Linked DNA regions of Homo sapiens: region 2 is linked to region 1. A link is an interaction called in ENCODE POLR2A ChIA-PET data of the cell type or tissue named here. Cell type or tissue: GM12878. All regions are shown on one strand. Links, peaks and the distances in the headings refer to the core of each region. The heading gives the core; the rest is flanking DNA.

What was found. ChIA-PET counts read pairs that join two places held together with the same protein. Peaks named below come from ENCODE experiments on the same cell type or tissue, not always from the same donor. Only the 100,000 strongest peaks of a DNase experiment are listed, where the experiment ranks them.
Region 2: POLR2A ChIA-PET joins it to region 1 with 5 read pairs; 2 of 35 experiments call an interaction of 5 or more read pairs at or near these places.

The regions. Positions count from the first base shown.
Region 1 is chr10:13,923,298-13,927,692 of GRCh38, reverse strand. The region is part of intron 2 of FRMD4A (FERM domain containing 4A); the gene reads left to right. Among named protein-coding and RNA genes, the nearest start is that of FRMD4A-AS2, 66 kb to the left of the region's middle. In GM12878, for the core only: no CTCF peak of the experiment used is centred there; DNase peaks (open chromatin) are centred at 1,610 and 2,192; H3K27ac peaks cover 1,341 bases.
Region 2 is chr10:14,052,923-14,057,317 of GRCh38, reverse strand. All of the region lies in intron 2 of FRMD4A (FERM domain containing 4A), which reads left to right. Among named protein-coding and RNA genes, the nearest start is that of FRMD4A-AS3, 19 kb to the left of the region's middle. In GM12878, for the core only: no CTCF peak of the experiment used is centred there; no DNase peak of the experiment used is centred there.

The DNA.
Region 1 (4,395 bases), core at 326-4,325:
TTTATAGTTCTGGCATTTACTATCATGCTAGCATCACTTGTGGAAGAGGACAGCCTAATGGAAATAACTAGACTCTCGTTCTGATCGTTTCCTCATGCAAAGGGTATTTTTTGGCTATTTTAAAATTATCTCCCAGCTCCTTGTAGAACTTGTACCCTGAGAAAAGGCAGAAACCACTTGAATCCAATTGAAATAGAAAATTCTTAACTTCTTGAGTGCTGTAAGAAAAATCAGATACCAATATATGATTCAGTAAGCTGTAAAAATCAATCTTCAAGCACTGATTCATGGGCAGCCATGAGTTTAGAGGAGTCTAGGTTCTAGAAAACATTTCTATTATAGTAGAATCAGTTTTTCTACATAGATGGTTTTACATGTTAGGGGAGCAAATGATGACACTGGGCTTCATTCTCAACCGAATTTTTTTTTTCTTTTTTTTTGAGACGGAGTCTTGCTTTGTCACTCAGGCTGTAGTGCAGTGGCACGATCTCAGCTCCAACCTCTGCCTCCCGGGTTCAAGCGATTCTCCTGCCTCCACCTCCCCAGTAGCTGGGATTACAGGTGTGTGCCACCACGCCCAGCTAATTTTTTCTGTATTTTTAGTAGAGATGAGGTTTTACCATGTTGGCCAGGCTGGTCTTCAAGTCCTGACCTCAAGTGATCTGCCCGCCTCAGCCTCCCAAAGGGCTGGGATTATAGACGTGAGCCACCACACCTGGTCTCTAAACTGAAAACTTAAATGAAGGCTTGGGTTGGACTCTTAGGACTTGGAAGAACTTGACCATGTTACCTTCTTCGGAAAGGTGGGAAATCCAATCTGTAGGAATAAAGATAGAAATTCCAGAAGTGACCCTCAGTGGAATTTATTTTTCTGCTCTAAAAGTATGTGGGTCTTTTAGGCGTCTTGGCTCTGTTCATTCTGTGTATCCTTGTACATTGTCGTGTAGGGCACATTTTTCTTATTTGCTTGTATAAGGACACTGTCTTAAGTAGAAAACATGAAGACCAGCATGGTCAGTGAGCCCTGAGTGAAACAAATGTCCTGTCTTACTACAATCAAAACTCTGTTTCAACAGCAGCTGGTGGACCAAAAGGAAATACTGTGCTTTCTGCTAGTGTTTGAAGGAGATGACATTATAAAGCCTGCAAGTAAATCTCTAGCAGGCTTCTTATCTTTGCCTTTGGCTTCCAAATTGCTGACTGATCATTGGGACTGCTGTTGTGTTGCTTTTTATTATGGACTGGAATTGCCTTGGTTATTGGCTTGGCACTAATCAATACCCATCACAAAAGGGAATAGACAATGAGATCATCATCACTCCTCCTTCTCCCAGGCCTTAAGGGGTCCAGAAACAATCACTCCCTACAGTAAAATCTCAACTATCTGGACCAGTCTGGCTGCAAATAACCCCAGTGATGAGATTTTCACTGATTCTTCTAGGAATCTGTGTTCACAGTTGGCCAGGGCAGGCTGACAAATGTTTTCCAATACACAGCCTCATTTTCTCTTCTGTTCCATTTCTTCACATCACTTCTAGTTAATGCACAATATACAGAAGCAGAAACAGGTCAAAACTGGGTTGAATATATTCCCCTCGTCTGTGGTTTTCAAATCTCTGCAGCCACGAATTTCCTCCTTGAACCACACACGATGAACAGACGCCTAATAGGAGAAATAAAAAGTTGATTTCCTTGAGCAGCAAATTTTTAGCACACACCAAATTCAATCAATCATATAAATGTACTGATTGATAACTTGAAATTGCATGAGGTAAAGGGAAATTTTATACTAAAAAAAAAAAAAAAAAAGAGCCAGGTGCAGTGGCTCACCCCTGTAATCCCAGCACTCTGGGAGGCCGAGGTGGGCAGATCACGAGGTCAGGAGATCTAGACCATCCTGGCTAACACGGTGAAACCCTGTCTCTACTAAAATTACAAAAAATTATTCAGGCGTGGTGGTGCGTGCCTGTAGTCCCAGCTCCTGAGGAGGCTGAGGCAGGAGAATTGCTTGAACCTGGGAGGCGGAAGTTGCAGTGAGCCGAGATCACGCCACCGCACTCCAGCCTGGGCAACGGAGTGAGACTCCATCTCAAAAAAAAAAAAAAAAAAAAAAAAAAAAAAAAAAAGCGTTTCACTACAATAGAAACTTTCACTGGGCCCGATATTGTTACACTGAAAATGGATTTTAAAGAAGGAACAGAAACTAAAATTAAAGAGCATTTGCATGCTGCCTTTTGTGCAATTAAATTTTTCTGGGAAAGTGGTTTGAATGACCAAGAACAGAAGATAAAGCGATCACATTCAGGAGGTTAAATTTTTGTACACAAAAGTAAATATACAAATACTTTTGATTGATAATAGAAGTGGTGATTAGAGGGAATTCTTTGTTTAATGTATATCTCCATCTGTTTTGGCCCAGTGGTCAAGATCAAGCCCCACCATTGGTGCAGTCAGTGAATCTAAATTCTGATCAGGAGTGGGATAACCCCACCATCCCTGTGATATCTCTTCCTTGAAAGAAGTAAGTGCAGATCTTGCCCATTGTGCCACCACAATTGCAGCCTGTATTAATGAAGAAATGCTCCAGTTGCATTCTCTCTTAAGTCATTCTTTTTTTTTTTTTTTTTTTTACACGGAGTCTCGCACTGTCACCAGAGCTGGAGTGCAGTGGTGCAATCTCGGCTCACTGCAACCTCCGCCTCCCAGGTTCAAGTGATTCTCCTGCCTCAGCCTCCTGAGCAGCTGGGATTACAGGCGCCCGCCACCACGCCTAGCTAATTTTTTGTATTTTTAGTAGAGACGGGGTTTCACCATGTTGGCCAGGCTGGTCTCGAACTCCTGACCTCATGATCCGCCCGCTTCGGCCTCCCAAAGTGCTGGAAGTCATTCTTTCAACAGATGTCTGCTGAACACACTATGACAGGTACTCTTCTAAACATCAGGGATAACGCCGAGAATAAAACATGTCCGTGCCCATGCTCAGGAAAGTTCCATTTTAAGAGGACTTAGGGTAGACAGGAAATGAACAAATATAAAATCTGTACTGTGTCAGATGATAAGTAACATCATGAAGAAAAATAAAATAGTCTAGGAGGATGGAGAGTAATGTGAAAAGAATGTGGTTTTGACTGAGTGGTCAGGGACTGCTTCTCCCTGAGAGAAGTCCTTCCTTTATGGCAAGAGATGCTATCTGGGGGAAGAGAGTCCCAGGCAGAGGGAACGGTAAGTGTGGTGGCCTAGAGGTGGGAGCATGGCTTTTCTGATGACTGGGAAAAAAAAAAAGGAACGAGAAGAAAAGTAGGCGGAGATAAGATGGGGTAGAAAGGAGATTTCCAAATAATGTTGATTTTTTAGGCTGGCCCATGCACTTTGGCTTTTACTCTTAATTAGATGAGAAGTCATTGGAGGAACTTCAGCTGGAGTGTAATGTGATCTGGCTTACGATTTTAAAGGATTACTCAGGCCATGGCATGGACAATAGACTGAAGGAGGCCATGTTCCACAGCCTGAGTCATTTTTAGCCATTCCCTCATTGGGCAACAGAGACAGCATGTCCATGAGATGGGCACATAGTATAAAAGTGGGGAATAACAGCTTCAAGATCTTAAAAAGCTTCTTCTTAACTTTAGATGCGCAGCTGAATTGCAGCCTCCACTGCCTCTCCCCTAGCCACGGCCCACCCCAACCTGATGGTTGATCCCTCTCACATGGTTTGTCATTGACATGTGGCACATGCTGCCTCTATCATTACATTGCTTTGTGACTTGCAGGTTTATTTTGTCTATCTCCCCTTCAATACTGTGCCAACCTTGAAAACAGGGTGGTGCCATGTTCACCTCTCCATTCCTCCCCAGGGCTGGCACATCACAGAGACTCAACCATGCTTCTTTGCATCAGTGAATTCTTTAGCAATCTGTTAGGACTAGCTAGCACCAATAAGATGAAATATCTTAAAGATCAACTGCTTATGTATAAGATAAACGTGGCCTACCTTTACAATAGTCCAGGTTTTAAAAAAAAGTCTGATTTTTAGCAGACCTTGAACTCGGTGTGAGGCATTACATGTGGTATAGCTGTTCTTTAAAAAAAGTGATGAAACCTTATGGTAAACATAGGTTTGGGCCATTTGCCGATTAGAATAAATGTATCATAGCATATACATGATGCTGTGCTAACATACCCGGTTTATGTGTGTGTACGTATGTGCACACATGTGTGAGCAGAAGCATTGTTTCCTCTTTCATCAGATAAGGGACCTGCCCACAGAGCCTAAGTCTAAAGTTGTGGTACTAGTAGTTTGGAAGGAGAAAATGTCGCACTCAGGAACACTTGTATGGAGGTCGGGTGCTTTAGTTCCTTGACATCATAACGGTCATGGGTTTTGTTGACACCTGA
Region 2 (4,395 bases), core at 135-4,134, 130 kb before region 1:
AGTCTCTCTTTTATTGCTTTTCTTGAATGAATCATGTTCCTGTATTTATTGGAATTTGAGTAGTCAGGTGACTGTGTGTTCTCTGTTTGTGTTGCCACAACCAAGAGGCAAATAATTAAGAGCCTAGGAACTATATTGACAATATTACATTACATAACATCCGCTGACCCATAAGCAAAATGCCTTCAATTGCAAAACCCTTTGAGGCCTCATTCCTAAGCCTGAGTGAAGAAGACTAGCATTTTTCTCATGTGTTGCTCAGCTGTGACAAGCCAGAAGAGATACAGAACATTGCCACTGACTCAGGCTTCAAGGTTTTGTGAGAAAAACATAGCCTGCCAGACCTCGCAAGGCTAAAGAGAGCCACAAAAGACTCACTTGTTAATTGGGGAGATGCCAGGAACAAGAATTTTTCCAAATATCTCACCAGCAATACCTTTTATTTATTTATTTTTCAAATTTATGAATGACAGAGAACAAGAACTATAACACAAGCTCGTTTCTCTCCCTAGAAGAAACAAAGAAGCAGCAAAGAGCTTGGATGTGAAATGCCTGACTATTTGCACATGAAAGAGCCGCGGCAGATGGTGAGAGGTCTCCATAGGCTGAAAGATGAGTGTGCAGCAGTTTAGAAAGCCAGTAGCAAACAAGCAACACCATGCACACCACAGAGGCCCAAAGAAGCAGTTAGCTGGGACAGAGGATGCGACTGGAGAAATACTGGGGCCAAAACTTAAAATATTTTTTCAGTTACAGAGGGTGGAGGGGGGAAGTGAGGATGTTTAATGGGTACAAAAAAATATAGTTAGAAAGAATGAATTAGACCTACTTATTCAGAGGTCCAAGGAAGTCATTCGCTGGGACAGAGGCTGCAACTAAAGAAATACTGGGGGAAAAAACTTTAAATTTTTTTTTCAATCACGGGGGGTTGGGGAGAGGTGGGGATGTTTAATCAACACAAAAACATAGTTATAAAGAATGAATAAGATCAGGTCCGGTGGCTCACGCCTGTAATCCCAGCACTTTAGGAGGCTGAGGCGGGCATATCACTTGAGGTCAGGAGTTCAAGACCAGCCTGGCCAACATGGAGAAACCCTATCTCTACTAAAAATACAAAAACCAGCCAGGTGTGGTGGCACGTGCCTGTAATCCCAGCTACTCAGGAGGCTGAGGCAGAAGAATTGCTTGAACATGGGAGGTGGAGGTTGCAGTAAGTCAAGATTGTGTCATTGCACTCCAGCCTGGGCGACAGAGTGAGACTACATCTCTAAAAAAGAATGACGTGAACCCAGGAGGCGGAGCTTGCAGTGAGCCGAGATCGCGCCACTGCACTCTGGCCTGGGCGAAAGAGCGAGACTCCGTCTCAAAAAAAAAAGAGAGAGAATTAATAAGACCCACTATTATTTGATAGCACAACGGGGTGACAATAGTCAATGATAATTTCATTGTACATGTTAAAATAACGAAAAGACTATAATTGCATTGTTTATAACACTAAAGATAAATGCTTGAGGGGTTGGACACCCCATTCTCCATGATGTGATCATTACACATTGCATGCCTGTATCAAAACGTCTCATGTACCCCGTAAATATATACACCTACTATGGACCCACGAAAATAAAAAGTTGAAACAATTTTCAATTACATAAAAGAAATAAAGTTGGTGTTTTAAAACTGAAAAGAGCAAATATCTGTAACCTGAGGGCAGGCATAATGTACAGTTTTTAACCTTTCAGTTGTTCAGAATCCTTGTGAGAAAATAAATCTAGTGATCGTATAGTTTGTGCTATGTGCAATTCACTGTCTTAGGTCTTGAGTGTGTGTGTGTGTGTGTGTGTGTGTGTGTGTGTGTTTGTGTGTGTGTGTGTGTGTGTGTAGCTAGATCAGCATAGGGATAGAGTGCAGGGAAGTCAGAAGAGAGGAAACACAAGCCTTACCTTCTATTATTGCACATCTTACTGCCTTGATGGGAAACATCATAAAGACGTGAGGATGAAGACTGCGTCTGGAAAGACCAGATCCACCAAAGCATATCCATACAGAGTAACCTGAAAACCTCAGTTCCTTGAATCTCCTTTGGAAGAAGATGGAACATTGATCTATTCATTAATTTTATTAACAAAGTGACTGAGGTTGAGTACTGGGGACAGAGGTCCAGAGTATATAGACCTGGGATCTTCTCTGAAGTACTTCAGTGCTCTCACCTCCCATCTTCCTGGGGAAAGGCAAAAATTGAAGATCCAGCAAAGTGGCTTTGAGATACAGGTGGGGAGTAAACTTCTTCTCTTGCGTCCATTCTCACACTGCTATAAGGACATACCTGAGACTGGGTAATTTATAAAGGAGAGAGGTTTAATGGACTCACAGTTCCATGTGGCTGGAAAGTCCTCACAATCATGGAGGAAGGCAAAGGAGGAGCAAAGTCACATCTTACATGGTGGCAGGCAAAAGCAAAAACTGCCCTTTATAAAACCATCAGATCTCATGAGACTTACTATCACAAGAACAGCAGGGGAAAACCCTGCCCCCACGATTCAGTTACCTCCCACGAGGTCCCTCCCACAACATGTGGGGATTATGGGAGCTACAATTCAAGATGAGATTTGGGTGGGGACACAGCCAAACCATATCACTTGGCATTGGAGGGGACAGTTTCTCCTGACAATGAGTCACAGGGAGCTCTGAGCCTCAAGGGTGCTGGGTGTGCGTGGACTGCCCCTGTTCAGTGGACACTGCCCAGGTATCAAATAGGATGCTGGCTGTGTAGAAGACTCTAGCTTGGATCCACACTCGTAGAGAAATTTTGATTTTTTTTTGGAGTATCGTTGAACCTAAAGTTTAGCCATATGAAAACTTTTCCACTGGCCTCAGCTGTGTTTTGGGAAATTAGGGCAAGGCTGTGGACTCTTAGGACAGAGTCATGCAGGGGAGAAAAAGCAGCGTCCGTTTTCCTGAATCCACACTGGGAAAGTCACAGTGCTGGGGCAGGGGAGGTGACCTCTCCAGGGTCAGCAGCCACAGAAGAGGTGGCAAGGCCATAATAGTGAGATACAAAGGCCAGAGACAAAGAACCAGGGTGGTTTGTTTCAGAGCATGCTGAAGATAGGGCCTCCAGAAGTGCTGAGAAACCACAGGGGTCTTTTTTGTTAAGAGACAGAGTCTCACTCTGTCATGGAGGCTGGAGTGCAGTGGTGCGATCAGAGCTCACTGCAGCCTCAAATTCCTTGGCTCAAGAAATCATCCCACCTCACCCTCCCAAGTAGCTAAAACTGCAGGTACCTAGCTAATTTTTAAAAAAAAATTTTGTAGGGACAGGGTCTCACTCTATTGCCGAGGCTGGAGTGCAGTGGGGTGATCATAACTCACTGCAGCCTGGAGCTCCTGGGCTCAGGTGATCCTCCTGCGTAGCTGGGACACCTGTACCACCACAATCCACTAGTTTTTTCATTTTTTTGTAGAGACGGGATCTTGCTATGTTGCCCAGGCTGGTCTCAAGCTCCTTCCCTCAAGCAATCCTCTTACCTCACCTCGGCCTCCCAAAACACTTTCATTATAGGCATGAGCCACCATGCCCAGCCACAAGGGTCTTTTTGATGGAGGTGGATGGGGGCCATAACAATCAACAAAGCAAGTGTAACCTTCCTTCCAAGTCAAAGATGGGCAGCTACTAGGCAATAGGGGTGAAAAATTAATAACTAAAACCACGTTCTCCTGGAAAGTAAAGTGAGGCACTTACCAGAGTTGGCAGAGGATAGGTAGGCAAGGGAAAATGGGCAAGGTGTATTGGAAGCTCAGTTCTAGGGAGGTGAAGGGCATGGAAAATGAGAGCATTCCAGCTTCCACTGGGGGTAGATCAGCAGGGCTGGGCTGTGCTGATAGTAAAGCTTTAAGATTAACATGGTTTTCAGGCTGCACAAGGTGCCCCCTGCACACCCTTGCCCCGTAATCCTCATGTTGTGAGAGGTGTTTGTTTACAGGGAAGGAGAATTACTCACAGGGATCTCACCCTCCTTTGCACAGAACATCAGCCATGCTCCACCATCAGGGATCAGTGCCAAGGGTCTATGCTAATACACCATTCTGTAGAAACAACAGGTGTATGACCTCTTTTCCTCACAGTTATTAACCTGAGAGAGAAAACAAATAAATCACTGCACAGTGTTTTTGTGGTCCTGGCCCCACCATCTCCGTAGAAACCCTTCAAAACGTTTGCTCACGTAGTCTGGGAGCACTTAGGAGGATGTCTAAGGTATGGATGTGGTTTGGATGTTTGTTCCCTTCAAATCTCTTATTGAAATATGATCCGCAGTGTTGGAGATGGGGACTGGTGAGAGATGTTCGGGTTGTGGGGATAAATCCCTCATGCATGGCTTGGCACCCTCCTTGCAGTAA